2 separate regions of the Homo sapiens genome follow, and region 2 is linked to region 1. A link is an interaction called in ENCODE POLR2A ChIA-PET data of the cell type or tissue named here. Cell type or tissue: HepG2. All regions are shown on one strand. Each heading gives the region's core, and the rest is flanking DNA. Links, peaks and the distances in the headings are about the cores only. Region 1 overlaps SMG1-DT (SMG1 divergent transcript). Region 2 holds the start of LOC124903657 (a long non-coding RNA gene).

Region 1 (16,066 bases), core at 5,744-9,743:
CAGCGGACACCTGTAGTCCCAGCTACTTGGGAGGCTGAGGCAGGAGAATGGCATGAACCTGAGAGGTGGAGCTCACAGTGAGCCGAGATCGCATCACTGCACTCCAGCCTGGGCGACAGAGCGAGCCTCTGTCTCAAAAAAAAAAAAAAAAGGAAGGAAGGAAGGAAGGAAGGAAGGGAGAAAGAAAGAAAGAGAGAGGGAGAAAGAAAGAAAGAGGGACACAGAGAGAAAGAAAGAAAGAAAGAAAGAAAGAAAGAAAGAAAGAAAGAAAGAAAGAAAGAAAGAAAGAAGAAAAAGGAAAGAGAAAGAAAGAAAGAAAGAAAGAAAGAAAGAAAGAAAGAAAGAAAGAAAGAAAGAAAGAAAGAAAGAAATCTGTGGGGAACACTTTCAGACCATAGCAATGCTCAATCGATGCTATAATATTTAGTGTTTCTGCCTTTGCTCTGTTGCCCAGGCTGGAGTGCAGTGGCACAATCACAGCTTACTGCAGCCTTGAACTCTTGGGCTCAAATGATTCTTTTGCCTCAGTCTCCCAAGTAGCTGGGACTATAGGTGAGTGCCACCATGCTCAATTAATTTATTGTTTTTATTGTTTTGCAGACATAGGGTCTCACTATGTTGCCCAGGGTGGTATTGAACTCCTGGCTTTAAGTGATCCTCTTGCTTCACCCTCCCAAAGTGTGGGGATTACAGGCATGAGCCACCACACCCAGCCCTGGTGTTACTATGTTTATTATTACATTATAAACTCCTTGGAGTTAAGGGTGGGGTCTTATTAAAACCAAACGTGGCAATTCCTAACTTGTAGGCAGCAGGTTGTGTTCCAAAAGTGTATACCTCAGAGCTTTTTTCCCACAGAGACAGCATCAACTGCTTATTTCCCAAGGCAAATCTGGAAACACTTATTTAAACTATAAGGTGACTTAAATATTGCACAACTGCAATTAAAAAAAAACTCAGAAAACAGCACTGATATAATGGAAATACAGCAGGAGAAGCAGCTCTTGCAGGTTCTTTTTTACAAGAGATGATAAAAGGCTTCTTGCTTGTGAATGGCCCTTGAGACTCTAAGGCAGGATTAATTAGAAGACCAAGAACAAGAGTTCACACTTCAAGATTCTGAAGGAGGCTTCTAGGGATGTTTAAGGGCCTTTAAGAGGGATGAGTCTAGGTTTTTAAATTTGTTTAATTGCACTTAAAAATGTATAACTTTCCTTTTCCTTGAGCCAATTTTCTGTAACATTGTTTCCACACATATCCTTAAAGTATCATCTTCAGGCCAATGATTCTCAAATTTGCCTATTTAGGCCACATGTTTATAGACCCTACTCCTGGCTTGACATGTGCACTTGGCAATCTCATGCACATCTCAGATTTAACATGGTCAAAACAGAACTCTTGACTCCAATTTGCCTCTGTCCAGGCCTTTCTTATCTCAGTAAATGGCACCAACACACTGGTTACTCACATCAAAACTTGGGAAATAGCTTTCTTTTCTTTTCTTTTCTTTTTTTTTTTTTTTTGAGATGGAGTCTAGCTCTGTTGCCCGGGCTGGGGTGCAGTGGCACAATCTCGACTCACTGCAACCTCCGCCTCCCGAGCTCAAGCGATTCTCCTGCCTCAGCCTCCCAAGTAGCTGGGATTACTGGTGCCTGCCACCACACCCAGCTAATTTTTGAATTTTTTTTTTTTTTTTGAGACGGAGTCTTGCTCTGTCACCCAGGCTGGAGTGCAGTGGCGCGATCTCGGCTCACTGCAAGCTCTGCCTCCCGGGTTTACGTCATTCTCCTGCCTCAGCCTCCCAAGTAGCTGGGACTACAGGCGCCCACCACCATGCCCGGCTATATTTGTTTTTTTTTTAGAGATGGGGTTTCACCATGTTAGCCAGAATGGTCTCGATCTCCTGACCTTGTGATCTGCCCGCCTCGGCCTCCCAAAGTGATAGGATTACAGGTGTGAGCACCCGCGCCCGGCCAATTTTTGTATTTTTTTAGTAGAGATGGGGTTTCGCCATGTTGGCCAGGCTGGTCTCGAATTCCTGACCTCAGGGGAGGTCTTCTTTAGAAGCAGCTGGGAGCGGTGGCTCATGCCTGTAATCCCATTCCTTTGGGAGGCCAAGGTGAGTGGATCACCTGAGGTCAGGAGTTTGAGACCAGCCTGGCCAACGTGAGGAAATCCCGTATCTACTAAAAATACAAAAATTAGCTGGGCATGGTGGTGGGTGCCTGTAATCCTAGCTAATGGGGAGGCTGAGGGAGGAGAACTGCTTGAACCTGGGAGGCAGAGCTTGCAGTGAGCTGAGATTGTGCCATTGCACTCCAGCCTGGGTCACAAGAGCAAAACTCCATCTCACAAATTAAATAAATAAATAAATAAAAATAAACTCTTTAGAAGAAAGAACATATAAACAAGAGTGGTAGTTTTAGACTAACAGAAACCAATATGGTAGCCACTAAGCACTTATAGCTACTGAGCACTTAAAATGTGGCTACTTTGTATTGAAATATGCTGTAAGTAAAATACACACTGGCTTTCAAGGCTTATCAAAAACAGAATGCAAAATATCTCATTAATAATTGTATATTGATTACATGAAGTGATAATATTTTGGATAAAATATATTGTTAAAATGAATTTCACCTGTTTTTAATTTCCTCAAATATGACTACTAGAAAGTTTAGAATTACATATGTGGCTCAAATTATATATTTTTTTCTTTTTCTTTTTTTTTGAGAGAGAGTCTCCCTCTGCTGTCCAGGCTGGAGTGCAGTGGCGCAATCACAGCCCACTGCAGCCTTGACTCCCTGGGCTCAAGTGATCCTCCCACCTCAGCCTCCCAAGTAGCTGGGACTACAGATGTTCATCACCACACCCAGCTAATTCTTTTGAGGGGGAGGGGCGGGGAGTTATGGAGGTCTTGCTGTGTTGCTCAGGCTAGTCTGAAACTCCTGGGCTCAAGCTATCCTCCCACCTTGGGCTCCCAAAGTGCTGGGATTACAGGCATGCACCACCACACCCAGTCCCATTTTCATACCTCGAGGGGCTATGTTCTAAGAAACATAATTTGGGAAATACTGTTTCAAAGATTAGTGTTAATGATTTATTTTATAATTTATTTATTTTTCTTAGACCACAGAATGAGATTATTTTTGAAAATGGTGGGGAGGGTAGTATTGATCCTAGGAATCAAGTAGTATTTCCTCTCTTTTCAAATTTATATCTTCAAACTCAGGTATTTATTGCCATCAGTTATCTGATGGTAGCAGGTGATAGATGAATCATCCTTATGGTCATTTAAAGTTGCAGGAGGGCCGGGCACGGTGACTCACGCCTGTAATCCCAGCACTTCGGGAGGCTGAGGCAGGCGGATCACGAGGTCAGGAGATTAAGACCAACCTGGCTAACACGGTGAAACCCCGTCTCTACTGAAAACTACAAAAAATTAGCCTGGCGTGGTGGCGGGCACCTGTAGTCCCGACTACTTGGGAGGCTGAGGCAGGATAATGGCATGAACCCGGGAGGCGGAGCTTGCAGTGAGCCAAGATCGCGCCATTGCACTCCAGCCTGGGCGACAGAACGAGACTCTGTCTCAAAAAAGTAAATAAATAAATAAATAATAATAATAAACTTGCAGGTCATTTAAAGTGCGGGGTGCAGCATGTAATAAATGCTCAATATATTTTTTAAAAGATCATGAGGCCCCACGCTATCTCTGCATCCTGAACTTTCTGGTGCTACCTCCGGGAAGATTTTACATCTTAAGACATGAGGGCACAACTGGAGTCAGAAATGCCTGGGTTTGGCCCTGGGCGGTGGCTCAGTCTTGTAATTCCAGCACTTTGGGAGGCCAAGGCGAGGGGATCACCCGAGGTCGGGAGTTGGAGACCAGCCTGACCAACATGGAGAAACCCCGTGTCTACTAAAAACACAAAACTAGCTGGATGTGGTGGCACATGCCTGTAATCCCAACTACTCCGGAGGCTGAGGCAGGAGAATTGCTTGAGGCAGGAGGTGGAGGTTGCGGTGAGCTGAGATCGCGCCATTGCACTACAGCCTGGGCAACAAGAGCAAAACTCCATCTCAAAAAACAACAACAAAAAAAATTAGCTGGGCGTGGTGGCGGGTGCTGTAATCCCAGCTACTCAGGAGGCTGAAGCAGGAGAATCACTTGAACCCAGAGGGCAGAGGTTGCAGCGAGACGAGATCGCACCATTGCACTCCAGCCTGGCCGATGGAGTGAGACCCTGTCTCAATAAAATAAAATGAAGTTGGAAAACCACTAAGCCACGGTCTAACTCAAACCCTTGAGTTTGCAGATGAGCAAATGAAGGTTTTGGGAGATTAAGTGCCCTGTCCAATGTCAGTGAGCACATCAATGTTTTACAAATTGGAAAGCGGGGAATAAAAAAGGTACTTAAAACAGGAAGTGGCCCAGAAACTATCACCTACATAATCTCCTGTCCCTTAAGCTTCCCTCCTCCATCATTTGTTTACCTGTAAGAGAAAATTACATTTTCTAAGTGCGCCATGAATATAGATATACTCCTTTCATCCAAACAGAAACAGAGAAGAGATTTACTACAGCATCAAGCAGCACCTCAGAACTCTTTCAGCCTTCCTGGCGAAAATGGACAAAGTTGCCCGGGCGCCGTGGCTCACGCCTGTAATCCCAGCACTTTGGGAGGGTGAGGCGAGTGGACCACCTGAAGTCAGTAGTTTGAGACCAGCCTGGCCAACATGGCAAAACCCTGTCTCTACTAAAAATAACAAAAATTAGCTGGGCGTGGTGGCGGGTGCCTGTAATCCCAGCTACTCGGGAGGCTGAGGCAGGAGAATCGCTTGAACCCAGGGGGGTGGAGGTTGCAGTGAGCCGAGATTGCGCCCGCCACTTCACTCCAGTCTGGGCAAAAGACTGAAACTCTGCCTCAAAAACAACAACAATAACAACAACAACAACAACAACAACAAAAACAGAAACGAAAAGAAATATTTTCGTTTGAACCCAGGAGGTGGAGGTTTCAGTGAGCTGAGATGGTGCCACTGCACTCCTTGGCGACAGAGTGAAACCCTGTCTCAAAACAAAACAAAAACAAAACAAACAAAAAACTTCCGCCCCTTTTTTTAAGTAAAAAGAGTTGGTTTTGTTTGTTTGTATTTTTGGGTTTTTTTTTGTTGTTGTTGTTGAGTTGTAGGAGCTCTTTATATATTCTAGATATTAACCCTTTATCAAATATATGATTTGCAAATATTTTCTCCCATTCCATGCTTTGTCTTTTCACCCTGTTGATGGTGTCCTTTGAGGCAAAAAGTTTAACATTTTGATGTAGTCTAATTTACCTGATTCTTCTTTTATTGCTTGTACTTTGGACTTTGGATATTGTGCTAAACTGAGTTCTTTTGATCAGTGTCTTTATAGTCAGAGAACTTGTCATATAGTCTAAAAGTTAAGCCAACAGAAGGATTCTTCATATTGTAGTCTACTGACCTCTTTTATAGAATCAAAGTGTTTTTTTCTGGAAAACACTGTGAGCTCTTTCTCATGTGTGTTATTAATACTTTTATCAAGTGGGCTTTCTACAAAAACAAAATGGTAATAAGATTCTTTTTTTTTTTTTTTTTTCAAAGAGCTTTCTGAAGTTTGCTAACTTATGAATGCAACCTTCCCTTCTTGCACCGGTCCTGAGCCGTGATTGTGCCACTGCACCCTAGCCTGGGTGACAGAGGGAGACCTTGTCTCTAAAAAAGAAAGAAAGAAAGATGATGAAAGTGTAGCAAAGGGTTATTTACAGAGGGTTTTAGTAAACTAACAAAGAATGCTGCAGTATCCTAGGGCTAGCAACATCAGGGAGCCTGCATTACCTTTAGGCTCAAAGATCAAGGGAGAGAGACAGTGGTTGCTGGAACTTAGAGAAGGCAGCTGGATGGAGACAGTCATATGACAGGAACTGTGGCCTTCAGTAGAGAGATGCAGCAACCTCCAGGTGACCTCAGGGAGGAAGCTTTAGGAATAAGCACCCAGACATCAATGTCTTCCTGTTCTCCCACGTGGCGGTGTTTCCTATGGTAGAACTCAGCCAGAAGACACAGGACAAGGGATTCAGCTGGCACGCTCCATGCAGGTCACTCTCTGGGTTGCAGAGCTGAATGGAGAAAGATGGAGAATAGATTTGCAGGGACCAATGGAGAATAGCAGGTGCACACACATTGTCCGGTCTGGCTTCTCAGCAGCCAAGAACCACCAGTTGGTCGATGTTTGAAGAATTACTATGGGCCGGGTGTGGTGGCACACATGGGTGCTTTGGGAGGCCAAGGCAGGAGGATCACTTGAGGTCAGGAGTTTGAGACTAACCTAGCCAATATAGCAAAACCCCATCTCTATAAAAAACACAAAAATTGGCCAGGTGCGGTGGCTCACGCCTGTAATCCCAGCAATTTGGGAGGCTGAGGTGGGCAGATCACGTGAGATGAGTTTCAGACCAGCCTGGCCAATATGGTGAAACCCCATCTCTATTGAAAATACAAAAATTAGCCAGGCATGGTGGTGTGCACCTGTAATCCCAGCTACTCTGGAGGCTGAGGCAGGAGAATTATTTGAACCCGGGAGGCGGAGGTTGCAGTGAGCCGAGATCATGCCACTGCACTCCAGCCTGGGCAACAGAGGGAGACTCTGTTTAAAAAACAAACAAATAAATAAATAAAAGTTAATCTCATCCAAAAATACCCTCACAGACTGGGTGTGGTGGCTCATGCCTTGTAATCCCAACACTTTGTGAATCTGAAGGAGTAGACTCGCTTGAGCCCAGGAGTTTGAGACCAGCCTGGGCAACATAGTGAGACCTTGTCTCTACAAAAAATTAAAAAATTAGCTGGGCATGGTGGCACACACCTGTGGTCCTAGCTACACCTGAGGCTGAGGGAGGAAGCTCACTGGAGCCTGAGAGGTCAAGGCTGCAGTGAGCCATGATTGCACCACTGCACTCCAGCCTGGCTGACAAAGCAAGACCCCGTCTCAAAAAGTAATGAAAAAAAAAATATCCTCACAGACACACCCAGAATACTGTTCAACCAAATATCTGGGCACCCTGTGCCCCAGTCAATTTGACACATTAAAATTAACTGTCACAATATCCTTCCAGCCTTTTCCTATATCTATATAACATTACATAACATATATATAGATAGCTATAAGTCTATTTCTTTTCTTTATTATTATTATTTTTAAGATAGGGTCTTACTCTATCACTCATGCTGGAGTGTAGTGGTGCAATTTTGGCTCACTGCAACCTCCACCTCCTAGGCTCAAGCAATTCTCTCACCTCAGCATCCTGAGTAGCTGGGACTACAGGTGTGTACCACCATGCATGGCTAAATTTTTTTTTTTTTTTTTTTTTTTTTTTGTAGAGACAGGGTTTCTCCATGTTGCCCAGGTTGGTCTTGAAATTCTGGACTCAAGTGATCACTCACCTTGGCCTCCCAGAGTCCTGGGATTACAGGCATGTGTTACCAGGCCCAGCTGGTGTATTTCTCTTCTTTTTCTTCTTCTTCTTTTTTTTTTTTTTTTTTTGTGTGTGTGAGATGGAGTCTTGCTCTGTCATCCAGGCTGGACTGCAGTGGCATGATCTCAGCTCATAATAACCTCCACCTTCCGGGTTCAGGCGATTCTCCCACCTCAGCCTTCCAAGTAGCTGGGATTACAGGCACCTGCCATCATGCCTGGCTAATTTTTGCATTTTTGTAGAGACGGGGTTTCACCATGTTGGTCAGGCTGGTCTCCAGCTCCTCTGTGGGAGGTGGGGGGATTGCTTAAGGCATGGAGCTCAAGATCAGTCTGGGCAACATAGAAAGACCCCATCTCTGGGCGGGCAGGGTGGCTCACGCCTGTAATCCCAGCACTTTGGGAGGCCGAGGCGGGCAGATCACGAGGTCAGAAGATGGAGACCAGCCTGGCCAACATGGTGAAACCCTTTCTCTTCTAAAAATACAAAAAATTAGCCGGGCATGGTGGCAAGTGCCTGTAATCTCAGCTACTCAGGAGGCTGTGGCAGAAGAATCGCTTGAACCCGGGAGGTGGAGGTTGTAGTGAGCTGAAATCGTGCCACTGCACTCCAGCCTGGGCGACAGAGTGAGACTCTGTCTCAAAAAAAAAATTAATAAATAAAATAAAAAGGCTGGACATGGTGGCTCACACCTGTAATCCCAGCACTTTGGGAGACCGAGGTGACTGGATCACCTGAGGTCAGGAGTTCGAGACTAGCCTGGCCAACATGGAGAAACCCTGTCTCTACTAAAATACAAAGTAGCCAGTGTGGTGGCACATGCCTGTAATCCCAGCTACTTGGAAGGCTGAGGCAGGAGAATTGCTTGAATCTTGGATGCAGAGGTTGCAGTGAGCCATGATCACGCCATTTCACTCCATTCCTGGGTAACAAGAGTGAAACTCCGTCAAAAAAAAAAAAAATCCAACTAGCCCAGTGTATGTTGTGGAATACACCTGTAGTCCCAGCTACTTGGGAGGCTAAGGTGAGAAAATCACTTGTGCCCAAGAGGTTGAGCTGCAGTGAGCTGTGTTTGCAGCACTGCAACTCAATCTGGGTAATAGAGCAAGACCCTGTCTCAAAAAAAATAAAAATAAAATAAAAAAGTAAAGAAAAGAAAGAAAGAAAAAGAGAGAGACTGGGCACAGTGGCTCATGCCTGTAATCCCAGCACTTTGGGAGGCTGAGGTGGGTGGATCACCTGAGGTCAGGAGTGCGAGACCAACCTGACCAACATAGTGAAACCCCATCTCTACTAAAAATGCAAAATTAGCCGGGTATGGCGGCAGGCACCTGTAACCCCAGCTACTCGGGAGGCTGAGGCAGGAGAATTGCTTGAACCCGGGAAGTGGAGGTTGCAATGAGCCGAGATCGTGCCACTGCACTCCAGTCTGGGTGACGGACTAGACTCCATCAAAAAAAGAAGAAAGAGAAAAAGAGAAAAGAAAGAAAGAAAGAAAAGAAAGAAAGGAAAGAAAAGAAATAAAAATAAAATTCTTAGTAAGTGGCTGTTATTAGTTTGACACAAAGGTAAAAAAGATGGTATCTGCTTTTAAATTGAGTAGTACAGGGCCAGGCTTTTATTAGTCCCCTTCCATCCCTGATGTTTGCTGGGAGTAAACACTTCCCCAATACTTGTTGATAATTTGGAGATTAGACTATTATTTTTCTACAATCCTATTATTTTCATATCCCTGTTTCCTTTACCTGAGGTGATGTAATACTCAGCCATCTGCTCCCCTTCATCTAAAAACTACCTTAAGTCCTGCTTTATCTGAGAAGCCTCTTCCAGGGACCAGCAGGGAGGGTCCTCTGAGACGTGGTATGCCTGGGGGATGGTGAAAACACTATGCCAAGCAGTGTGACCTTCAAATTATACAGCACAAAACACTTTATGGAATAAGCCTCCATTTGCTTCCCTGGTATGGGATGAAGAAATCATTTCAGCTAAGACATAGATAGCAGTGTCCCAAAGAAGCTAAATGATCCTATTTCAACTAGAAGTTCTGAAGTGAAATATTTATCCTTCCCTTATTTGGTAGTCTCTTTAACTCTTTAGAGTTAAACTTGCTGGGCGCAGTGGATCACGCCTGTAGTCCCAGCTACTCGGGAGGCTGAGGCAGGAGAATCGCTTGAACCCAGGAGGCAGAGGTTGCAGTGAGCCAAGACTGTATTTTTAGTAGAGATTGGGTTTCACCATATTGGCCAGGCTGGTCTTGAACTCCTGACCTCAGGTGAGCCACCCACCTCAGCCTCCCAAAGTGCTGGGATTACAGGCATGAGCCACTGCGTCCAGCATGTTAAATGATAACTGTATAAACAATAGAGGGCAGTAACTTGCTGTTGGGAGATTTTATTTACATAAGTTTGCATTTTATTTACATATATTCCTAATAATGGATTAATCAGGGAAAGCAAAGGAGTTAGCTCCATTAAAATCACCATGCCAGTCCTTGGGCAGCTCAGGACCAAACATAAGGGAATTTCACTTTCTTGTTTTCTCCAATTTAAAAGTTACAAATAGCTTAAGATGAGCATCACCGGCTTCCTATTTTATTGTTGAAAGAATGCACGAGCCACTGGGCAGCACTTCTTGTGCCCTGATTCATAGAATTTTGGCCCCTGCCTCAAGCTGAGACTGCCCAAGTGGAGATTTCAAATGTGTCATGAGGTTTCTCAGCCAAATTCCTCCTGCACCAGCTTGAAAAATCGCTATAAAAATAGCCCTTACTGAGGGAGCCTGACCTGTGACAAAGATTTCCTAGCTGGGAGCAGGAACAAGAAGGCTGCTGTTTTTCTTTTTGAAAAATCTGCTTTAATGTCTTTATGATGTGGATTTGCTTTTAAGATTGCATTTTAAAAATCACCCATGTAAGTTGAGTCTCCTGGTTGAGAATAAAGTTCCTCAATTCTTGGTGCCTAATAGGGGTTAATCCTGGGCCAGACATAGGGTCAAAAGAAAACAAAAGAGAGAATTCTCTTTTGTTTACTTAGAGAATAAATGTCAGTACAGTGTCTCTCTAGGAAGTTTGGAAGATTTCTAGGAAAATCCTGGTGATGAAAGACCCTGGGGTTGGTTTGTGTTCGAATCCTTACTGGAAGATCTTTTAGGAGTTAAGACAGGATCACGTTACTCACAGTTTTTGAGGTTCTGAGTGTATCAAAAATTTAAGAAATAACAAAGAGCATTCACAATTTGTACTATATTTTGTTTCCTTTTTATGTTTTGAACACTTTTAACACAAGGGGAAACAAACTATGAAGCGATGTAATTACATGTTCACCAGGTAATAATATAATTTATTAGGAAGTATGAATGCCATGCACAGCCTCTACAGGTGTGTGAGCTGGTAATGGACATAGTTTGTTAACTTCAGACTTCCTTCCTGTTCGAGTGTCTCTGGGACTCTGGGTCTAACTTCACTAGGCGATCACGTCAAAGGTCTAAATCTGACGCCTTTGACGAATGTGGAGTTGGGGCCAAATGTCCCTTCTGTCTCTGCCTGTGACATTCCCTTCCTGGCCCTGCCTGCTACCAGCTGGGTGACCTTGTGCAGGGAGCTAGCTTCTCTTGGTATCACAGCCCCAAAGTGTAAAATGCCACATTGAAACCTACCTTAGCTTGGTTTGGGGGAATTCCTTGAAGTAACAACTCATATTGATCATTTGACTGAGTGGTTTTGCATTAGTAAATGCTCAATAAAGGCCGAGTGCCGTGGCTCATGCCTGTAATCCCAGCACTTTGGGAGGCTGAGGTGGGCAGATGACCTGAGGTCAGGAGTTCGAGACCAGCCTGGCCAACATGGCGAAATCCTGTCTTTACTAAAAACACAAAAATTAGCTGGGCATGGTGGCACATGCCTGTAGTCCCAGCTGCTCGGGAGGCTGAGGCAGGAGAATTGCTTGAACCTGGGAGGCGGAGGTTGCAGTGAGCCGAGATGTTGCTACTACACTCCAGCTTGGGCGACAGAGCAAGACTCCATCTCAAAATAAAATAAAATAAAATAAAATAAAAAATAAATGCTCAATAAACATTAGGTAGAGTTGGTCACTATTTTTAGAGCTAAGACTTGATGTCTTGGCTAAAGTTTACTCAGTTGGTCTGTCTGAGTCACTGCCACACTCTAAGAGTATTCATTCTCTGTTCATTCATTCAACACCTATTTATTGAATGCTTACTTTTAGCTTTGTAAATTTTTGTTTTAGGCCGGGCACAGTGGCTTACACCTGTAATCCCAGCACTTTGGGAGGCGGAGGCGGGCGGATCACCTGAGGTCGGGAGTTTGAGACCAACCTGCCCAGCATGGTGAAACCCTGTCTCTACTAAAAATACAAAAATTAGCTGGGCATGGTGGCAGACGCCTGTAATACCAGCTACTCGGGAAGCTGAGGCAGGAGAATCGCTTGAACCCGGGAGGTGGAGGTTGCAGTGAGCCGAGATCGAGACATTGCCCTCCAGCCTGGGCAACAAGAGCAAAACTCTGTCTCAAAAAAAAAAAAAAAAAAAACAAAACTTCACAAATGTAATTTGTAATGGCTGCAGAAAATTTCAGCTCTGAATGTACTGCATCCTAATCAGTTTCCTATTGTTGAGCATTAGTATAATTTCCAGGTGTTTTGTTTTTGTTTTGCTATTAATAAGTAAAACTGAGATGAATACTTCTGTATCAATCTTGATCCTTATTTTAGATAATTTCCATTTCATTCCTCCCATTTCTTGAGTGCTTCCTATGGTCAGGTGCTGTGCTGTGTGCTGAGTATGGAGGAGGTAGGCTGAGATAGATGTGACCTTTGCTCTTGCAAAGCTGATATCCTAAGGGTTGGACCGATGCTAAATATGCAAAGAAACCCAATACTTGCAGATGGTGCTGGGTACTACCAAGGAAAGAAATAGGGTATGTGACAGAGTACCTGGAAAGGGCACTGGCCAGCTTTTATGGGCAAGGGACGTCAAAGAAACCTGTCTGGAGATGAGACAGGCCAGGAAAATCAGGGCAGGGGCCAGAGTAGGGCAAATGTGGTGCCTAGAGCCTCATTTTTTTTTTTAGATGGATTCTCGCCCTGTTGCCCAGGCTGGAGTGCAATGGCAGGATCTCAGCCTACTGCAACCTCTGCCTCCCAGGTTCAAGCAATTCTCCTGCCCCAGCCTCCTGAGTAGCTGGGATTACGGCAGAGCCTCAAATTTAAGGAGGGACTTACTCACAGGATTGTGCAAATGCAAAGTTGGCTTTTGCATGACCCTGGGAGTAGGTGCCTCCTTAAATTTTGCACCCTCAGCAACTCCATCACCTGTCACGTTGCTAGTCCCAACCCTGATGGGAACAAATGCAGGGAAGGCATTCCAGATGGCGGGAACAGCAAGTACAAAAATCCAGAGGCCAGAAAGGCTTGGTGTGTTTCAGGAACAGAAACTCGGCTCCCATGACTGAAATGGAGTAGGGAAATCCTAATGGAACCAGAGAGGCAGAACCACCAACAGGAAGAAGAAAAAAATGTTGGAAGTTATGAGAGTTGCTCACGTTTGATTCATTTGATTAATTTTATTGAAATGGAGTCTCACTCTGTTGCCCAGGCTGGAGTGTAGTGGCACGATCTAGGCTCACTGCAACCTCCACCTCCTAGGCTTAAGTGATTCTCTCATCTCAGCCTCCCAAAGTGCTGGGATTACAGGCGTGAGCCACCATGCCCCACCTGAAGCAATTTCTCTGTTGTCTTTTTTTTTTTAACTTCTCTCATAGAAATAATTAACCCTCAAAAACACTCAGTGTTGACAAAGGGTGGTGTGAGGACACAGAAAGTATCAGACTATCATTGGCAGAAACTTCTGGAAAGCAACTTAACAGTCTGTATCCAAAGACTTAAAATCATTAACAGCCTTTTCCCCAATAACTCCACTTCTCGGAATCTATCCTAAGGAAATCTGCCACAGCCAGAGTGATTTTTTCCGTCCCCTTAAGAAATGGTCTCATCCTGTTGCCCAGGCTGGAGTGCAGCGGCACCATTATGGCTCACCACAGCCTGAAACTCGTGGGCTCAAGCGATTCTCCCACCTCAGCCTCCCAAGTAATTGGGATCACAGGCATGCCTCCATATCCATATGCCTAGATGGATAATATTTTGACCAATAAAGAAAAAGAGGGCCAGGCGCGGTGGCTCACGCCTGTAATCCCATCACTTTGGGAGGCCGAGGCGGGCGGATCACGAGGTCAGGAGATTGAGACCATCCTGCCTAACACGGTGAAACCCCGTCTCCACTAAAAATATAAAAAACAAAATTAGCCGGGCTTGGTGGCGGGCGCCTGTAATCCCAGCTACTCGGGAGGCTGAGGCGGGAGAATGGCTTGAACCCGGGAGGCAGAGCTTGCAGTGAGCCGAGACTGTGCCACTGCACTCTAGCCTGGGCAACAGAATGAGACTCCATCTCAAAAAATAATAAAAATAAAATAAAAAAATTAAAAAGAAAAAGAAAGGTAGTACCAGAGATTGTGTCCAGTTGCTCAAGCAATTTCTAACTTGTCTAATGTAAAAAAATTTTAAATTTTTACACAAAATTAGCCGGGCATGGTGGCATGTGCCTGTAATCTTAGCTACTTGGGAGGCTAAGGCAGGAGACTCGCTTGAACCTGGAAGGCAGAGGTTGCAGTGAGCTGAGATCGCACCATTGCACTCCAGCCTGGGCCACAAGAGTGAAACTGTGTCTGAAAAAAAATTTTAATAATTTTTGTAGAGATGGGGGTCTCACTATGTTGCTCAGGCTGGCCTATAACTCCCAGGCTCAAGGATCTTCCAGTCTCAGCCTCCCATCACTGGAATTACAGGCATGAATCACTTCACCTAAATGATTTTTTTTTTTTTGGAGACAGTCTTGCTCTGTCACCCAGGCTGGAGTTCAGTGGCATGATCTCGGCTCACTGCAACCTCTGGCTCCCGGGTTCAAGCAATCCTCATGCCTCAGCTTCCCCGAATAGCTGGGACTACAGGCGTGCGCCACCATGCCTGGCTAATTTTTGTATTTTTTTGTAGAGATGGGGTTTCACCATGTTTGTCAGGCTGGTCTCCTGACCTCAAATGATCCACCCACCTCGGCCTCCCAAAGTGCTGGGATTACAGGAGTCAGCCATCCATGGTGCCCCTCCTTTTCTTTTTCTTCTCCTCCCTCCCTCCCTCCCTACCCTCCGCAGCCCAGGCTGGAGTGCAGTGGCGGGATCATAGGTCACTGCAGCCTCCACCCGCTGGACTCAAGTCATCCTCCTGCCTCACCCTCCTGAGTTCCTGGGACCACAGGCACGCGCTACCACGCCAGCTAATTTTTGTAATTTTTGTAGTCCCCATCATTTAGAACTGGCAGGATCCTCCCTTAGTGAGGGATTGGTGGCCATAAGCAAGGAGCCCAAGGTGGAGGGGATATGCATGTGTGTGAAGGGGTCAACTCCTCGTAATCTTCAAGTACTTTTGGTAACAATATTTATTTGCACAAGCGATATATAAAGACGTTTTCTTTGCAACATAAAATGATAGGTTATGACTCCTTATGCAGATACGGTTTAGACACTCGTTTAAGGAGCATCCTGGCCCAACTTTTAAAAAACGTGTGTGCATTCACGTTATGCATCAGATGCTTTAGGGAACTTTTTTCCCTGGGGCATGGGACACGTCATGGGGTAGACGGTCGGGTACGTCTCCTCTACCCAGCTGCTGCTTTGTTTTTTTTTTCTTTTTGAGACAGAGTCTTGCTCTGTCGCCCACGCTGGAGTGCAGTGGAGCCATCTCTGCTCACTGTGAGCTCCGCTTCCCGGGTTCACGCCATTCTCCTGCCTCAGCCTCAGGAGTAGCTGGGACTACAGGCACCCGCCACCACGCCCGGCTAATTTTTTGTATTTTTAGTAGAGACGGGGTTTCACCGTGTTAGCCAGGATGGTCTCGATCTCCTGACCTCGTGATCCGCCCGCCTCGGCCTCCCAAAGTGCTGGGATTACAGACGTGATCCACCACGCCCGGCCTTCTCTCTTTCTTTTCTTTTTTCCTTTCCTTTCCTTTCCTTTCCTTCCTTCCTCCCTTCCTTCCTTCCTTTTTCTTCCCTCCCTCCTTTCTCTCTCTCTTTTATTTTTTTGAGACAGAGTTTCACTCTTGTTGTCCAGGCTGGACTGCAATGGTCTGATCTCGGCTCACTGCAACCTCGGCCTGCTGGGTTCAAGCGATTCCCCTGCCTCAGCCTCCCAAGTAGCTGGGATTACAGGCGCCCTCCACCATGCCCGGCTAATTTTTGTATTTTTAGTAGAGGCGGGGTTTCTCCATGTTGGCTAGGCTGGTCGGGAACTCCTCACCTCAGACGATCCGCCCACCTCGGCCTCCGAAAGTGCTGGGATTACAGGCGTGATCCACCGCGCCTAGCCCCCAGCTTCTTTCACCAGCAGAAGGCGGGCAAGCCTCAGGGTGAAAGGACTTCAAAGCACATTTCACATTGCAGAGGACAGGGTTTGGTGATCGTGGGTACTCCCTTCCCTTCCATCGTTTAGTTTTTTTCATTGTGAA
Region 2 (16,066 bases), core at 10,728-14,727, 190 kb before region 1:
AAGTGGACCCTGAAACAGGAGCTGGGGTGTGAGTAGTTTATTTGCACAGTGATTCAGGAAACACCAGGAGGGAGGGGACAGTGAGAGACAGGGATGGGAACGGGAAGGCAGCCAAGGAAGGGTGTGTCCCCAGGCATGTTCCTACGGAGGGGGCTGGGGGGCAGGTGGCAACTGAGGTTCAGCTCTGCTGGGGCCAGGGCAAAGCATGCATCCCAGAGCTGTCCCATGGAAAGGGAAGGGAGCTGGGCGATTATCCACCAGTCCCATCCATGGTTGGTTGAGCGCTGCTCCCTGCGGCTCAAACACTCCAGCAATGTCTGCCTTGTCCTACATGTGGGTGGAATGTCCTGTCACAAACAGATAAGAACTCCCGGGCCTGAGCTGCAGGTGTTCATAGGAGGCCACCTTCAGAGTGAGGACGTGAGTGCAGTATGGATCCACAGGCTGCAGGGGAGGCACCTCTGCCATCATCTTTGTCTGTCTCTTTGCCAGCCTTGAATTATACCACAGGTTGCTCTCCTTTGATTGCCGCCTTGGAAAAATGACGGCACAAAGGAAAAGAAACCCACCCTCCCATATACTGTGGGTTAACCTGAAATCCCCCCAAACTCCACCGTGGGCCCGGCAGCCCCCTCCCTCAGCCCCAGCACAGTGGGAGACTAACGGTGGCAGCAAGCTCAGGCTTGTACCCAGAGCCCTTGCAGGAGGAAGCCAAGGGTGCCTCTTGCCTTTGGGAAGGGAGAAGCTGTGAGTTGATTGAAGTGATCAAAGGCACCTCCATCCTTTACAGATGCAACGAGCTGCTAACACTTTCCAAGAGGGATTAAATAAATGAACATCGGAAACTCTGTCCCTGGGCGGAAAAGAAAAGTCATCCGCAGGCATGAACACACTCTAGAAACTCTTGCTAGCATCTGAGCTGTTCCCCTGCTTTCTCTCCTTCTGATTTTGGATCAACCACCAAAAAAGGCAAATTCCTTTCCATACTGGTAATGATGGTGATAATGATAATAACAGTAACAATGATAGCAGTGGCCCTCACTCCTGAGACTTGTAAATATCACTTTGCATCTAGCAACTCATCTCATCTTCGCAAAAGCCTAACAAGGAGGCCGAGCGTGGTGGTCTATGCCTGTAATCCCAGCACTTTGGGAGGCCCAGGCAGGCAGATCACTTGAGGTCAGGAGTTTGAGACCAGCCTGGCCAACGTGGTGAAACCCCGTCTCTACTAAAAATACAAAAATTAGCCAGGTGTGGTCGTGCGTGCCTGTAATCCCAGCTACTCGGGAGGCTGAGGTAGGAGGATCACTTGAGCCTGGGAGGTGGGGGTTGCAGTGAGCCGAGACTGTGCCACTGCACTCCAGCCTGGGTGACAGAGTGACACTCTGTCTCAAAAAAAGAAAAAAATGCCTAACAAGGAGACTCTAAAATTAGCCCTATTTTGTCAGTGAGGAAATTGAGGCTCAGAGAAAATGAGTCAGGGGTCACAAACTCAAATGCCTACAGGGGCAGGCAGACAAGATAAACCAGCAAGTCAGGTGGATATCACATATAGATTGTGATTCATGAGGACTATGTGAACTGGAGATGGAGCAGACAGCCCCTCCTGAGCCCCTGCCTCGCCACTGCCACATGGGAACATGGGCACAGTGTGACCGATCTTATTTTTCAAGTAAAGACAGAAAATTGGATTTGAATGTGATATTTTCCCAGTTTTATAAGCAGCTGAAATCAGTTAGAATTAGGATTAGGTCCCTCTCCTTATAACAAAATAACAGGGCTAAGTAAGATAAAAGTTTCTTTCACACACCAAAAAGAAGTTGGAGACTGGGCGTGGTGGCTCACATCTGTAATCCCAGCACTTTGGGAGGCCGAGGCAGGTGGATCATTTGAGGTCAGGAGTTCGAGACCAGCTTGGCCAACATGGTGAAACTCTGTCTCCACTAAAAATATAAAAATTAGCTGGGCATGGTGGTGGGCACCTGCAATCCCAGCTACTCAAGAGGCTGAGGCAAGAGAATTGCTTGAACCCAGGAGGCGGAGGTTGCAGTGAGCTGAGATCGCACCACTGTACTCCAGTCCGGGCAACAGAACAAGACTCCATCTCAAAAAAATAAAAATAAATAATAAAAAGTTGGAGTCTGGGCACTGTGGCTCACACCTGTAATCCCAGCCCTTTGGGAGGCCAAAGATGGGAGATCATTTGAGGCTAGTTGTTCAAGACCAGCCTGGGCAACATAGTGAGACACTATCTCTACAAAAAATTTTTAAAAATTAGCTGAGTATGGTGCTGTGTGCCTGTGGTCCCAACCACTTTTGAGGCTGAGGTAGGAGGATTGCTTGAGCCCAGCAGTTTGAGACTGCGGCAAGCTATGATGGTGCTGCATTTTAACTTAATCACCTATTGAAAACCCTTACTTCCAAATATGATTACATTCTAAGGTGCTGGGGCTTAGGACTTCAATATACGAATGGCAGGGAGGGGACACAATTAAGCCCATAACACTGTCCATCTCCCCAATTCACCCAAAACTTCCTTAAGGGTGGGATTTATGTCTGGTCCAAGAAACTAGTGTGTTTTTTTATAGCTGAGCACATGTACCATTCATGGAACACATGACATACATGTTTTAGCTTAGTAGGTATTTAATGTAGTAGAAAAATATGTATAACTAGCACATTAAACCAATAATTTCACAGATAGAGTTTGGAATAAGGCTAGAGAAAAAAAAAACAACAACAAGCAACTATCTTAGTCCATGTGAGCTGCTATAACAAGATACCCTAAACTGGGTGGCTTATAAACACAGAATATTTCTCAGCCAGGCGCAGTGGCTCACACCTGTAATCCCAGCACTTTGGCAGGCCGAGGGGGGTGGATCACCTGAGGTCAGGAGTTCAAGACCAGCCTGGCCAACATGGTGAAACCCCATCTCTACTAAAAATACAAAAATTAGCCAGGCATGATGGCACACGTCTGTAATCCCAGCTACTCAGGAGGCTGAGGCAGGAGAATGGCTTGAACCCGCGAGACAGAGGTCGCAGTGAGCCAAGATCTTGCCATTGCACTCCAACCTGGGCAACAGAGCGAGACTCCATCAAAAAAAAAAAAACAACAACAACAAAACAGAAATGTATTCCTCACAGTTCTAAAGGCCGGGAGGTCCAAGATCAATGTGCCGGTAGATTTGTTGTCTGCGGAGGGCCCACTTCCTGTTTCACAGATGGTGCCTTCTCGCTGTGTCCTCACGTGGCAGAAGGGGTGAGGGAGCTCTCTGATGCCTCTTACAGAAGGCCACTAATCCCTTCATGAGAACTCTTCCCCCATGACCTAATCACCTTTCAAGAGCGCCTTGTATCCTCACATTGGCGATTAGGTTTCAGCACATGCATTTATGAGGGACACATAAGTCCATGGCAGCAGTGTTAAGGAGTAAACAGCCCGGGCGCAGTGACTCACGCATGTAATCCCAGCATTTTAGGAGGCCAAGGCGGGTGGATCACCTGAGGTCAGGAGTTTAAGACCAGCCTGGCCTACGTGACAAAACCCCGTCTCTACTAAAAATACAAAACTTAGCCAGGCGTGGTGGGGGGGCCTGTAATCCCAGCTACTTGGGAGGCTGGGGCAGGAGAATTGCTTGAACCTGGGAGGCGGAGGTTGCAGTGAGCTGAGATCACGCCATTGCACTCCAGCCTGGGCGGCAAAGTGAGACTCCATCTCAAAAAATAAAAAAAGAAGAAAGAGTAAACAAATTGTCTTGCAGGAGGTACCGTGAGGTGGCAAAGATACTCCCCAAGGGCTGGAGTTGGGGAAACCCAGCACTAAGAACCAGCTCTGAAGTCACATGACCCTGAACTTCTTTCCTGGAGCTCCTGCTTGTTGGCTGTATGACCTTAGGCAAGTCACTCAACCTTTCAGAACCTCATTTCCTCAATTGTATACTGAGGATTCTAAATACTCCAGCCTCCAGCCTCCAAACATCACATCAGCCTTGTGAGGAAGAGCACATGGCTCTGGCACAAGATCACTGGGACATCAGTTCTGGCTCTGCTGTTTCCTGGCTGTGTGACCTTGGGGAAATTACTTTACCTCTCTGAGCCTGCTTCATCTTCTGTAAGAAGAGCATTAGGGTACCTAACTCCTAGGATGGTCACAAGGATTCAATGAGTTAATTTCATCTTTTGAGTGGTGTCTGGTAGTAGTGAATGTTCAATCAAAATCATTATTATTAGTCACCCCAAGGATGGCTCTGATACAAGCTGAACTGGTCCCTTCCAGGGGCTTTGATCATGGGCACTACCCAGCTCCAGGCTAAGGCTGATGTCAGATTGCTACATTGGAAGTCCACATCCTGCCATTGTCCCCAACACCCACTGTCTCAAGGCAGGCAGATGAGGTCATGGGAATTGATGTTTTTGTCCTGAAGGGATAGGCAGGGGTGGATGGGCAACCCCTCTCTCCCACTCCTGATTGCTAAGTGGGGAAGCTTTGGCCTGAGTTTCTAGGGGTGTCCAAAGATCTTTACTTCTTTCCTAGACATTTCTGTATACTTGAACTTTTTACAGTGAGCATATATCACTTCTATGATAAACAAACAAACAAACAAGAAAGCCATTTTCATTCTTGCAAAACCAATCCAGGCCTGGCTCACACCCTTCTAGATTCCCAGAGTCACTTTCTGACCTATCTGGGTCACTTGTTCCTTGGCCTGACTCTCTCTAAACACAGAGCCGCTGTGTTCCAATAAAATTTATTTACACGAAGAGGCTGCAGGCAGGATTTGGTCCATGGTCCACAGTTTGCCCTGACCTAGGATACTGTCTGGAACACAGTAAGTGCTATACAAGTGTTAGCTATGAGTGAATGTGTGTGACTCACAAGCATGTATATCTATGCGTGCATGTGTGCACATGTGTATCTATATGGGAATCATGCCTCTGAATGTGTATTGTGTCTGTGTGGGGGATCTGTTTAGTCCTTCTATAAAAACAAAACAACATGCTCGTACCAGCCAACATTTCAACGCAGCTACCCCAAGACTTCCTGCTTCTATTCTGGTGAGAAAGGGAAGCTTCGGGCGCCAACCCCCAGTGGCCTAATGGAAAGGGAAGCTTCGGGAAAAGCCAAGAGAAGAAAGAGCTGGTGTGTCTCTGTCATTTTCATCTGGGTTAAGATTGGAGGGAAGTCATCATTGGTGATTGTGCTACTGTAGGGCCGGCAGCCCACGCCTTCCCATCTGCTGAAAGGATGAAGTCAGTCCTCTGGGGGAAAAGGGGGTGGAGAGGGGACTCTGTAAAAATGAAAAAGGAAGCTTTTTAGGAGCTTTGAAGGAGGGGTTGGGGTAGAGGGAGAATGATTCCCTGCTCTTGTGGTGGGTGGCTTTTCCAGGCAGCTTGTAAACATCTGCTTGCTTGTTTCATTTTGATCTCCTGCTGTGGGACTTCTGAGGGGCTACTTCCTGTATGACTAACTTCCTTGGCTGGCTTTGCAAGGGCCAAGGAAATGCAGTGAGCGTTAATTTTGGAGTCAGCAGATGAGGGTTCAAATCCCTGTTTGCACTTCCTTGTTAAATGCCCTGGGGGCATATGATCTCGTCCCTCTGAGCCTCAGTTTCCACCTCTGTACATTGGGGCTCCTATTATAATAGTATTACCTCCTAGGACTATTGCAATGATCAAAGGAGAACTGTGTGTGTCCAGCATTTGTCACAGAGCTTCACTCTGTAAGTGCTCCCGAAGGTGACACCCTGAAACAGACCCCCATGGGCTAGTGTGCTGAGCTTCAAGATTTCAGAGAAGCCTTCCCTAATTCCCCCATGCTGCACTAGGTCCCTTTGACTCACAGTGTCATAAAAACTGGTTTCTTTCCTTCAAAGCATTTACCTCTGTTAGTTTCGTTTTTTGTTTGTTTGTTTTTTGAGACAGGGTCTCACCACTCTGTCACTCAGGCTGAAGTGCACGATCACGGCTCACTGCAGCCTCGACCTCCCCGGGTCGGGCAATTCTCCCCCCTCAGCCTCCCAAGTAGTTGCAACTACAGGTGTGTGCCACCATGCCCGGCTAATTTTTATGTTCCTTATAGAATGGGGTTTTGCCATGTTGTCCAGGCTGGTCTTGAACTCTTGGGCTCAAGTGATCCACCCACCTTGGCCTCCAAAGAAGTAGGATTACAGGCATGAGCCACTATGCCTGGCCCTCTGTTAGTTATTTAGTGCTCACTGGCGTGCTTATTGGCAAGTGGCTGCCTCTTCCAGCAGACTGTAAACTGCAGGCCAATAAGATGGTGTTTGCTCTGCTAACCACTCTATTATCCCCTGTGCCAGCACAGGGCCTGGCACATAGTTAGCATTCAATCATTATTCAGTAGGGTCCCAATGGGGTCTTCCAAAATGGGGTTATGATAGGCACTCTCTTCAGCATCCTGGTGTTACCCTGGCAAATCCATACGGGTCTGCCACAACCTCAATTCCTGCCTCCTCAAGAGAAAGAATTCAGCTGAGGGGCAGAAGGCAGAAGGAGAGACAGGCGAGTTTCAGAGCAGGAGTGAAAGTTTCTTAAAAAGCTTTAGAGCAGGAATTAAAGGAAGGCGAGTACCCTTGGAGCAGGGCCAAGTGCATGAAACCCTACAAGACAGAGATCGTGGCAATAGTCCTAGGAGGTGATACTTAACCTCTCAAGTGTCCCATTTGACCTTTGACAGAGGGTTTTATATGTTGGCCTACTTCCAGGGTCTCGCATCCCTTCTCCCCTGATCCTTCCCTTGGAGTGGGCTATCCGTATGTGCAGTGGCCTGCTAACATTTGTGGGGGTGGCAGTGGAATGTGCAGTGTGCTTACTGGAGTTATATGAGGTGTTCTTCCCTTACCAGCCTAATGTCTCTACAAGGTCATATACCAGTTAAACTCCGCCATTTTGCCTCTTAAAGCTCATGCTTGAGCCCATTCATCCAACTCCTAAGATCTTATTTGGAAGCTGCGGATCATCAGTTTCATGGTTTTGTTTGTTTGTTTGTCTGTTTTTTGTTTTTGTTTTTTGAGATTTGCTCTTTTTGCCCAGGCTGGAGTGCAGTGGCGCAATCTCAGCTCACTGCAACCTCTGCCTCCTGGGTTCAACCAATTCTCCTGCCTCAGCCTCCCGAGTAACTGGAATTACAGTCACCCACCACCACGCCTGGCTAATTTTTTGTATTTTTAGTAGAGATGGGGTTTCACTACGTTGGCCAGGCTAGTCCCGAACTCTTGACCTCAGGTGACCCACCCGCCTCTTTAACACATGGCTTTTATTGCCTCTGTAGGATCGTGCACACATCACTTTTGCTCCTTGCCCATTGGTGAACCAGTCACTTGGCCCTGCCTAACTGCAGGGGACTGGGAGATAGAGGGTTACTCATGCATATTCAGCATCTGGAAGGGGAGAGCTTAGACTCTGGGTGGTCCCACGAGACTGGTTTAGTGAGAGGAAGCCCAAATACACTTTTAAGCCTTGCAAAGTGGAGATCCATACTAATTAGACTGCTTTTGAAAACCAGGTATTTATCAGAGAAAAAAGAATCATCACAAGTCCATTGCTTAAAATCTGGAGCAGGGTTTCTAGCCTGCAGTTTTCTGCCATGCAAGATCCTGAAGGCTTCTCTTCTTCAAATGCCACAACCATTTGTCTCCAAGGTTGAAATATGTTTTAATGCTTTCATTTTGATAAGGATCGACAGTTGCCCATCAGAGGCATAGCTGCTAATTTGAGGAGACTAATGATTGAATAAACCATGAAGATAAAAATCATTTGAGAGATTTGGTCCTTAAAAGCATTTAGCCTGAGTCTGGCACGCAGTGGGACTCCTAGGGGTCTTTTTTTTCCCTGGCTTCATTAGAAGGTGTCTTGATAGACTTTATTTTTTTTAAGTGCCAGCCACTACACCTAAAGATGAGTTGGGGAGAGAGATTGAGATAATGTAGGCAAAACCATTGAATATTCATGAAAAGAGCCAGCATTTTGTGAAGACAGGCTGTATCTGACATATGTTATCTGCAGGCTACAAGATTAAAAGAAGTGGGGCAGCCAGGCATGGTGGCTCACACCTGTAATCCTAGTACTTTGGGAGGCCGAGATGGAGTATCCCTTGAGGCCAGGAATTTGAGAACATTATGGGCAACCGAGTAAGACCCCCATCTTTAAAAATAAAAATAAAATAAAATAAAAAGCCAGGCGTTGTGGCAGCACCTGGAGTCCCAATTACTCAGGAACCTGAGGCAGGAGGATTGCTTCAGCCCAGGATTTCAGGCTGCAGTGAGCTATGACTGCCCCACTGCACTCCAGCCTGGGCGACAGAGCAAGAAAGAACAGGGCACTCTCCCTCTGAATATTGAGGCGTTTCATTACTGAGAAGTTTCAGGATGACTCTGATGCCTCTTTTTTTGGTTTAACTGTTTCCTTCTCCTTGGGGTTGGGGAAAAGGGGAACTGCCAAATGGATGAAGCCCCATTGCCCACTTAGCAATTATATTTTGCCTTGTGTCTCTCAGCTGAAGAGCTCTCTCCTAGGATTTGGTCCCCCAGCACCACCATCACCACCCTTAACCTTTCTGTCTCAGCCACGTAGCAAACCTCATGCAAACCAGCTGGTGCTTCCACAACATCTAGTGGAGAGATTGCAGGTACTCTACTGAGCACTGCAGGTTCCAGAAGGGCCATCTGACCTAGGTCACTGGTTCACAACCCCAGCTGCACTCTAAAATTGTCCAGGGAGATGTAAACAGCTCCCATGCCTTAGCTGCATCCTCCTAAGTTCTGATCTCTCTGGTCTTAGGTGGGGTCCCAAGCATGAGTATTTTTACAAAGCCCCTTACCCATTGTTATGAAGCCAGGATTGAGAACAACTAGCCTAAGCTTTCTGCCCAGGAACTCAAGCAATGAAAATCAGACTGGGGAGAAAGATGACACACTTTAGAAGTAAGAATGAGATAAGCATGTGGTTGATGCTCTCACTGTATCTCTCTTCTGGGGACGCAACTACAACAAAAAGTCACAACCGCAGACCCATTCACAGTCCTGTGGGAAAGGAAGTTTGGTGGCAGGGAGACATCTGGCAGAGTGCCTAAGAGTGATTCCTTAAGAAATGGACTCACCTTCCTGTGGTTCCAGAAATGCTGGTGCATTCCTAAAAGAACACAGTCGACATTTAGATAACACTTCTCAGTTTCTCCATTTTACTTTTTGACTCTTCCAAGGAACCTATAAGAGGAGAGATTATCTCCTTCATTTTGCAAATGAAGGGATTGATGTCCAGACAGGTTAATTGATTTGCCCAGAAGAATACACCCAGTGACAGGTGGAGCTGAGATGTCAATCCTAACACTTATGGGGCATTTACTAAATCCTAAAACTTAACGCAAGTACGCAAGTATTAACTGAATAATTACAGAATGGTAAATTCTCTAATTACTTCTCACTTCTTTGACAGAGTCTTCAGCTGTGTGTTTGTGGTATTTCTCTGGCAGACTTTTTTTTTTCTTCGAGATGGAGTCTCACTCTGTCACACAGGCTAGAGTGCAATGGTGCTTATCTCGGTTCACTGCAACCTCTGCCTCCTGGGTTCAAGCAATTCTCCCATCTCAGCCTCCTGAGTAGCTGGGACTACAGGTGCACGCTACCATGCCTGGCTAATTTTTGTATTTTTAGTAGAGATGGGGTTTTGCCAGGTTGGTCAGGCTGGTCTCAAAGTCCTGACCTCAGGTGATCCACCTGCCTCAGCCTCCCAAAGTGCTGGGATTACAGGTGTGAGCTGCCATGCCTGGCCTCTGACAGACTCTTATTTACCCACTATACTCATTCTTTCTTCATCTACTGCTCAGGGCTGCTGTATGCCATGTGCCAGGCTCTCTTTCCCAGCTTCCCTTGCAGCTAAGAATGGTCATGTGACATTATTCTGGCCAATGAGATGTCAGAGGAAGTCTACTGAGTCCCTAATCCAGCAGTCCCCAACTTTTTGGCACCAGGAACCAGTTTCATGGAAGACAATTTTTTCATGGGCTGGGTGTGGGGGGAGGATGGTGTTTGGATGATTCAAGTACATGACATTTATTGTGCACTTTATTTTTCTTTTTATTATTGTAATACATAATGAAATAATTATACAACTTGTCATAATGTAGAATCAGTGGGAGCCCTGAGCTTGTTTTCTTGCAAGCAAAATCCTGTCTTGACCAAAAAAAAATACAAATTGAAAAAGTTAGCAATGCATGGTGGTGCATGCCTGTAGTCCTAGCTACTTGGGAAGCTAAGGTGGGAGGATCTTTTGAGCCCATGAGTTTGAATCTGCAGTGAGCTATAATGGTGACACTGTACTCCAGCCTGGGCAACAGGGCAAGACCCCATCTCTAAACAAGCAAACAAACAAACAGAAAAATGAACTGCTTCTATTTACTGCAGTGGCAGCCTTTTTATGCCAGATTTTCCTAGGCATCCATATCAGTTAGTTGTTGCTGAACAATAAACCACCTCTAACTCAGTGGCTTAAAACACGAAGTATCTGTCTATTATTGCTCAGAGTCTATGGGCCAGCCGGGTGGTTCTGCTGATCTGGGCCAGGACCTGCTGATCTTGGCTAGTTCACTTGAGTGTTTCCATCAGTCAGTGGTCAGGTCTATTCGGGCACTGGGGAGGAGGTGAGGAGGCTGGTCTAGGATGTCCTCATTCCCATATCTCCCAGTCGGCTGGCTGGCGGCTCTGGGGACAGGGTTGAAGGAGCCATGTGATCGCTCATCCCCCAGCAGGTGAGCCGTTCACATGGTAGCAGTGGCCTTCTAAGAGAACAATAAGAAATAGACAAGACCTCTTGAGGCCTAGGCCAGGAACTAGCACCATGTCCCTCTGCCACATTCGATTGATCAAAGAAACTTACAGCTGGGCGCGGTGGTTCACGCCTGTAATCCCAGCACTTTTTGAGGCCAAGGTGGACGGATCACCTGAGGTCAGGAGTCGGAGACCAGCCTGGCCAACATGGCAAAACCCTGTCTCTACTAAAAATACAAAAATTAGCCAGGCGTTATGGTAGGCGCCTGTAATCCCAGCTACTCAGGAGGCTGAGGCAGGAGAATCGCTTGAACCTGGAAGAGGTTGCAGTGAGCCGAGATAGTGCCACTACACTCCAGACTGGGCGACAGAGCGAGACTCCATCTCCAATAAATAAATAAATAAATAAATAAATAAATAAACAAACTCACAAAGCCCTTCCAGATGTAAGGGGTAGGCAAAAGGGCAACCCTTCTTGATGGAAAAGATTGCAAAATCACTTTGCAAAGGGCATAGGTGTAAGAAAACTGGAGATCAGAGACTATTGTTGTAACCAGTCTACCATAGTATCCCGAATAAAACCTTTTCATAGTGGAAAATGCCCTGGACATCAAGGAAGGAGATGAACAAAAACTGGGTAGCAGAGAGATGATCGGGGGTGGACGACAGGGAAACAGACCCTGCAGAGGAGAAAGAATGAGCTTGAGCAAAGTGAGCAGAGGAAGAGGTTAGAGACACAGATTATGTGAAAATGCCACTCTAGTTTTAATTATTTGTAGAGATGGGGGTCTCGCTATGTGGTGCAGGCTGGCCTCGAACTCCTGCGTTCAAGTGATCCTCCCACCTCAGCGTCCCGAAGTGCTGGGATTATTAGAATGGCATTTTCAGGCCATTCTAATAATTGCTTCTACACTGACGCGTACTGGGCGCTTAATCTGTGCCAAGCACTTTGCATGCAAAAATCTCACTTAATCCTCAATCACTCCTATGGGCAAGGTTCCATTATTAATCCCATTTTACAGATGAGGGAATCAAGATACAAAGAGGATTAGGTAACTTGTAGAGACACGTAGATAAGAAGTGCAGAACACAAGATTTGAAGACAAGTCTTTTTTGCTTTTGTTGTTGAGATAGAGTCTCACTTTGTTGCCCAGGCTGGAGTGCGGTGGTGTGATCCCAGCTCACTGTAACCTCTGCCTCCTGGGTTCAAGTGATCCTCCTGCTTCAGCCTCCCGAGTAGCTGGGACTATAGGCATGTATCACCACACCTGTTTTTTTTTTCTTTTCTTTTCTTTTCTTTTTGTATTTTTGGTAGAAACGGAGTTTCACCGTATTGCCCAGGCTGGTCTCGAACTCCTGACCTCAAGTGATCTGCCTGCTTTGGCCTCCCAAAGTGCTAGGATTACAGGCATGAGCCACCACGCCCTGCCGACAAGTCTTTGCATTAATGCACGCCACTGTCTGTCTCTAACTTGTCTCTCTGTCCCTACCTCTGGCCCCCTGCCCAGGCCTGGACCACTGCAGCATCCAATTCCTTATAGTCTTGCTCCAGAGCTTGGCTAACTTTTTCTACAAAGGGCCATAAAGTAAATATCTTCAGCTTTGTGAGCCATTTGGCCTCTGTCACAGTTATTCAGCTCTGCCCAGGTAGCACGAAAGCAGCCATAAACAGTATGTTAATGGACGTGGCTGTGTACCAATGACACTATTTACAAAAATAAATACTCAGGTGGTAGTTTGCCAACCCCTGTATAATCCACTCTCCACACTAGCCAGAGTGAGCCAAATTCAAATGTGACCTTGCCACTCCTTGTCTAAAGTGATTCAACAGTGCCCTCTGATCAGTTCAAACTCTCTGTGTGGTCTGCAGCTGCGTGTGTGCGTGTGTGTGTGTGTGTGTGGACTCTGTACCAGTGGCATCACCATTCCCTGGCAGCTTGTTAAAGAGGCCAAATCTCAGGACCTGCCAGTCATGGTGGCTTACGTCTGTATTCCTAGTGCTTTGGGAGGCCAAGGCAGGAGGATGGCTTGAGGCCAGGAGTGTGAGACCAGCCTGGGCAAGAGAACAAGACTCCATCTCTACAAAAAATTTTTTAAGTTAGCTGTGCATTCCTGTAGTCCCAGCTAGTCAGGAGGCTGAGGCAGGAGGATCTCTTGAGCCTGGGAGGTTGAGGTTGCAGTGAGCTATGATCCTGCCATTCCACTCCAGCCTAGGCAACAGAACAAGGCCCTGTCTCAGAAAAATAGATAAATAAAAAAGAAGGCAAGACCTGTTGAATCAGAACTTGGGTTTTTTTGGGGGGTTTTTTTTGGTTTGTTTGTTTTGTTTGTTTTTGCTTTTTTGAGACAGAGTGCCACTCTGTTGCCCAGGCTGGAGTGCAGTGGTACAATCTTAGCTCAGTGCAACCTCCGCCTCCCGAGCTCAAGCAATTCTCGGGCCTCAGCATCCAAAGTAGCTGGGACTATAGGCATGCGCACCACCCCTGGCTAATTTTTGTATTTTTAGTAGAGATGGGGTTTTGTCATGTTGGCCAGGCTGGTCTCAAACTCCTGACTTCAAGTGATCCCCCCGCTGAGGCCTCCAAAAGTGCTGGGATTACAGATGTGAGCTACTGCGCCCAGCTAGAACTTGCGTTCTAACAAGGCTCCCAGGTGATCTGCACACTCCAGCCTGAGAAGCTCTGGCTTCAAACTCCCTCCCACCTCATCCTTTCCATTGAATCCTCCTCCCCTCCTCTCCACCTGCCCCTACTTTCCAGCCAAACTGGAATGTTCTTTCATCTCTGCGTTCAATATATTCTTCTCCAGCCCAACTCCCTTCACCTGGCTAATTCCCACCTATCTTTGGATCTCAACTTAGATGTCACTTCTTCCAAGGAGCTTTCCTGAAAACCCTAAAGTGCACGAGGTACCCTTGTTTGGTTTTGAAAAACTTTCTCCTACCCAGCACCTACCACGCTGTACGGTAATGGGTTCTTTCATTGCCTGTCTGCCTGTCTCTGTGAGCTCATAAGAGAGAAGACATGTCTGTCTTGGCCACTTCTGTGTGTGTGTCCTCAATGCCGTCGGACAGTATTATTTGTTGAAAACCAAGCGAAACACACCCCACCAACATTCCCCTGGGCAAGTGCCCTACACAACTACTGTTTCTTTTCTTTTTTTTTTTTTTTTTTTTTTGAGATGGAGTCTCACTCTGTCGCCAGGCTGGAGTGCAGTGGTGCAATCTCGGCTCACTGCAACCTCTGCCTCCCGGGTTCAAGTGATTCTTCTGCCTCAGCCTCCCAAGTAGCTGGGACTACAGGCACATGCCACCACGTTCAGCTAATTTTTGTATTTTTAGTAGAGACGGGGGTTTCACCATGTTGGTCAGGATGGTCTCGATCTCTTGACCTCGTGATCTGCCCGCCTCAGCCTCCCAAAGTGCTGGGATTACAGGTGTGAGCCACCGTGCCTGACCACAACTACTGTTTCATCATGGCTGCAGGTTTCCCTGGGCTTCTACCTGGCTCTGGGGCTCTGAACAACCCTTAGTCTCCAAGATTCTATCTCCTGCTAAGCCTGGTGGTTTTTCGTATTAGCAAATGTTTACCATTTCGCAAGGGCCTGAGGGCCTAAGAGATTTCTGGACAAAATTCTTGAGCCACAGGCCAAGACGTAAATTGTGTTTGGGTATGTGTGGGGGAGCAGGGGTGGGAGAGTCAGGCAGAGAGGAGAGGTGGGGGCAGAAGGTTCTAGGCCAGGAAGACTTGAAGATTCAGGATTCCAGGGAGCACACCTGTAGCATTGTGAACTAGCATTTTTTTCCCACCTGTATACAGAGCTAATTCTACACAAGAATGATCCCCAGCCTTAATGCATGGGAAAAGTTTCCCATACACCCAGATGCTCAAAGCAGTTGAGGCTTGTGCAAGGAACTACAAGCCAGCACAGGCACAGGCTGCCCTCCGGGAAGACGAAAGCCCTCCCCAGATCTGACATTCAGTCCAGAGGTTTCTACAAGTTCCTTTATTAATAAAGCAAAATAGAAAAGAACAAGGTCCCCAAATGACCCACATGATTCAAAGTGCAAATTTACTCCAACCTGCAAGAGAAAACGAATGGCAGGTCTTGACTGTGGGGGCCATGGAAATTTGGGGTGATTAAATTGCCTTTGAATCATACAATTGTAGCAGCTGAACCATATCTGATTAACTCTTTGGTCTCTGTTATTGGAACAAAACCGACGCTATGCCTGCAGCCGCCAGACTGCAACCAAAAACACAGTTTGGGGTCAGAAGACATTAAAAATCACAATAAAATAGGATGAATGTTCTAAGTCACGCAACTGAATCAAGGCACCTTTTTTTTTCAAAAGCAAAAAGTTGTTTAACAATATTCCAGAATAGTAGATACTTCAAAAACCAGATTACAGTATATATCATTTTGCTGCACATTTTAGTCTATTTTCTGTATACATAGTCACACATTCTTTACCCTCTCCCAACTTATACATGCTTTATCCCCCCAGTCATGTGCTATGTAGGTATAAAAAAATAAAGTTGTATCTAAACAAGTGATTTAAAAAAAAAAAAACTAACGAATGCCACGATGATAACACTGAACTTGTTTCCCTCTTGAAGGACATTGGAAATGTTACCGAGGTTCATTTTCCCCACCACTGAATCATCTTCCTCCATGTAGACAGGGATGAGAAGTCAAAGTCTTCATCAAGGTCAAAAGCCACATGTTACAGAAAAAGTGACTTACTCCATAGAGGTTACATGAGATGCTCTGGAAGCACTTAGGTTAATTCCTTCACAGTGTTTGCTAGGATGTCAATTTTGGTGGAGCTGCTGAGTCAGAAAATGATAGAGGCCGGCCGCGGTGGCTCACTCACACCTGTAATCCCTGCACTTTGGGAGGCCGAGGCAGGTAGATCACCTGAGGTCAGGAGTTCGAGACCAGCCTGGCCAACATGATGAAACCCCATCTCTACTAAAAAAAAAAAAAAAAAATATATATATATATATATATATATTAGCCAGGCGTGGTGGCAGGTGCCTGTAATCCCAGCTACTCGGGAGGCTAAGGCCCAAGAATCACTTGAACCTGGGAGGAGGAGATTGCAGTGAGCCAAGATCATCCCACCGCACCCCAGCCTGTAAAACAAGAGCAAAACTCTGTCTCGAAAAAAAAAAAAAAAGAAAAGAAAATGATAGAAACATTCAGGGGTGAAGTCTGATCAGAACGACGCTTTTAGGCCAGGTGTGGTGGCTCGCGCCTATAATCCCAACACTTTG

Evidence for each region. ChIA-PET counts read pairs that join two places held together with the same protein. Peaks named below come from ENCODE experiments on the same cell type or tissue, not always from the same donor. Only the 100,000 strongest peaks of a DNase experiment are listed, where the experiment ranks them.
Region 2: POLR2A ChIA-PET joins it to region 1 with 5 read pairs; 3 of 35 experiments call an interaction of 5 or more read pairs at or near these places.

Annotation. Positions count from the first base shown.
Region 1 is chr16:18,926,930-18,942,995 of GRCh38, reverse strand. It overlaps SMG1-DT (SMG1 divergent transcript), which reads right to left. Exons shown (of 2, transcript XR_001752094.2): 2 at 5,780-6,140. Among named protein-coding and RNA genes, the nearest start is that of SMG1, 8.6 kb to the right of the region's middle. RefSeq lists an enhancer at 15,495-16,066. In HepG2, for the core only: no CTCF peak of the experiment used is centred there; a DNase peak (open chromatin) is centred at 5,945; H3K4me3 peaks cover 185 bases.
Region 2 is chr16:19,120,341-19,136,406 of GRCh38, reverse strand. It overlaps ITPRIPL2 (ITPRIP like 2), which reads right to left. Exons shown (of 1, transcript NM_001034841.4): 1 at 14,778-16,066. It overlaps LOC124903657 (a long non-coding RNA gene), which reads right to left and starts at 9,561. Exons shown (of 2, transcript XR_007065011.1): 1 at 9,122-9,561; 2 at 23-853. RefSeq lists enhancers at 5,246-5,540, 5,463-5,542. In HepG2, for the core only: no CTCF peak of the experiment used is centred there; a DNase peak (open chromatin) is centred at 12,666.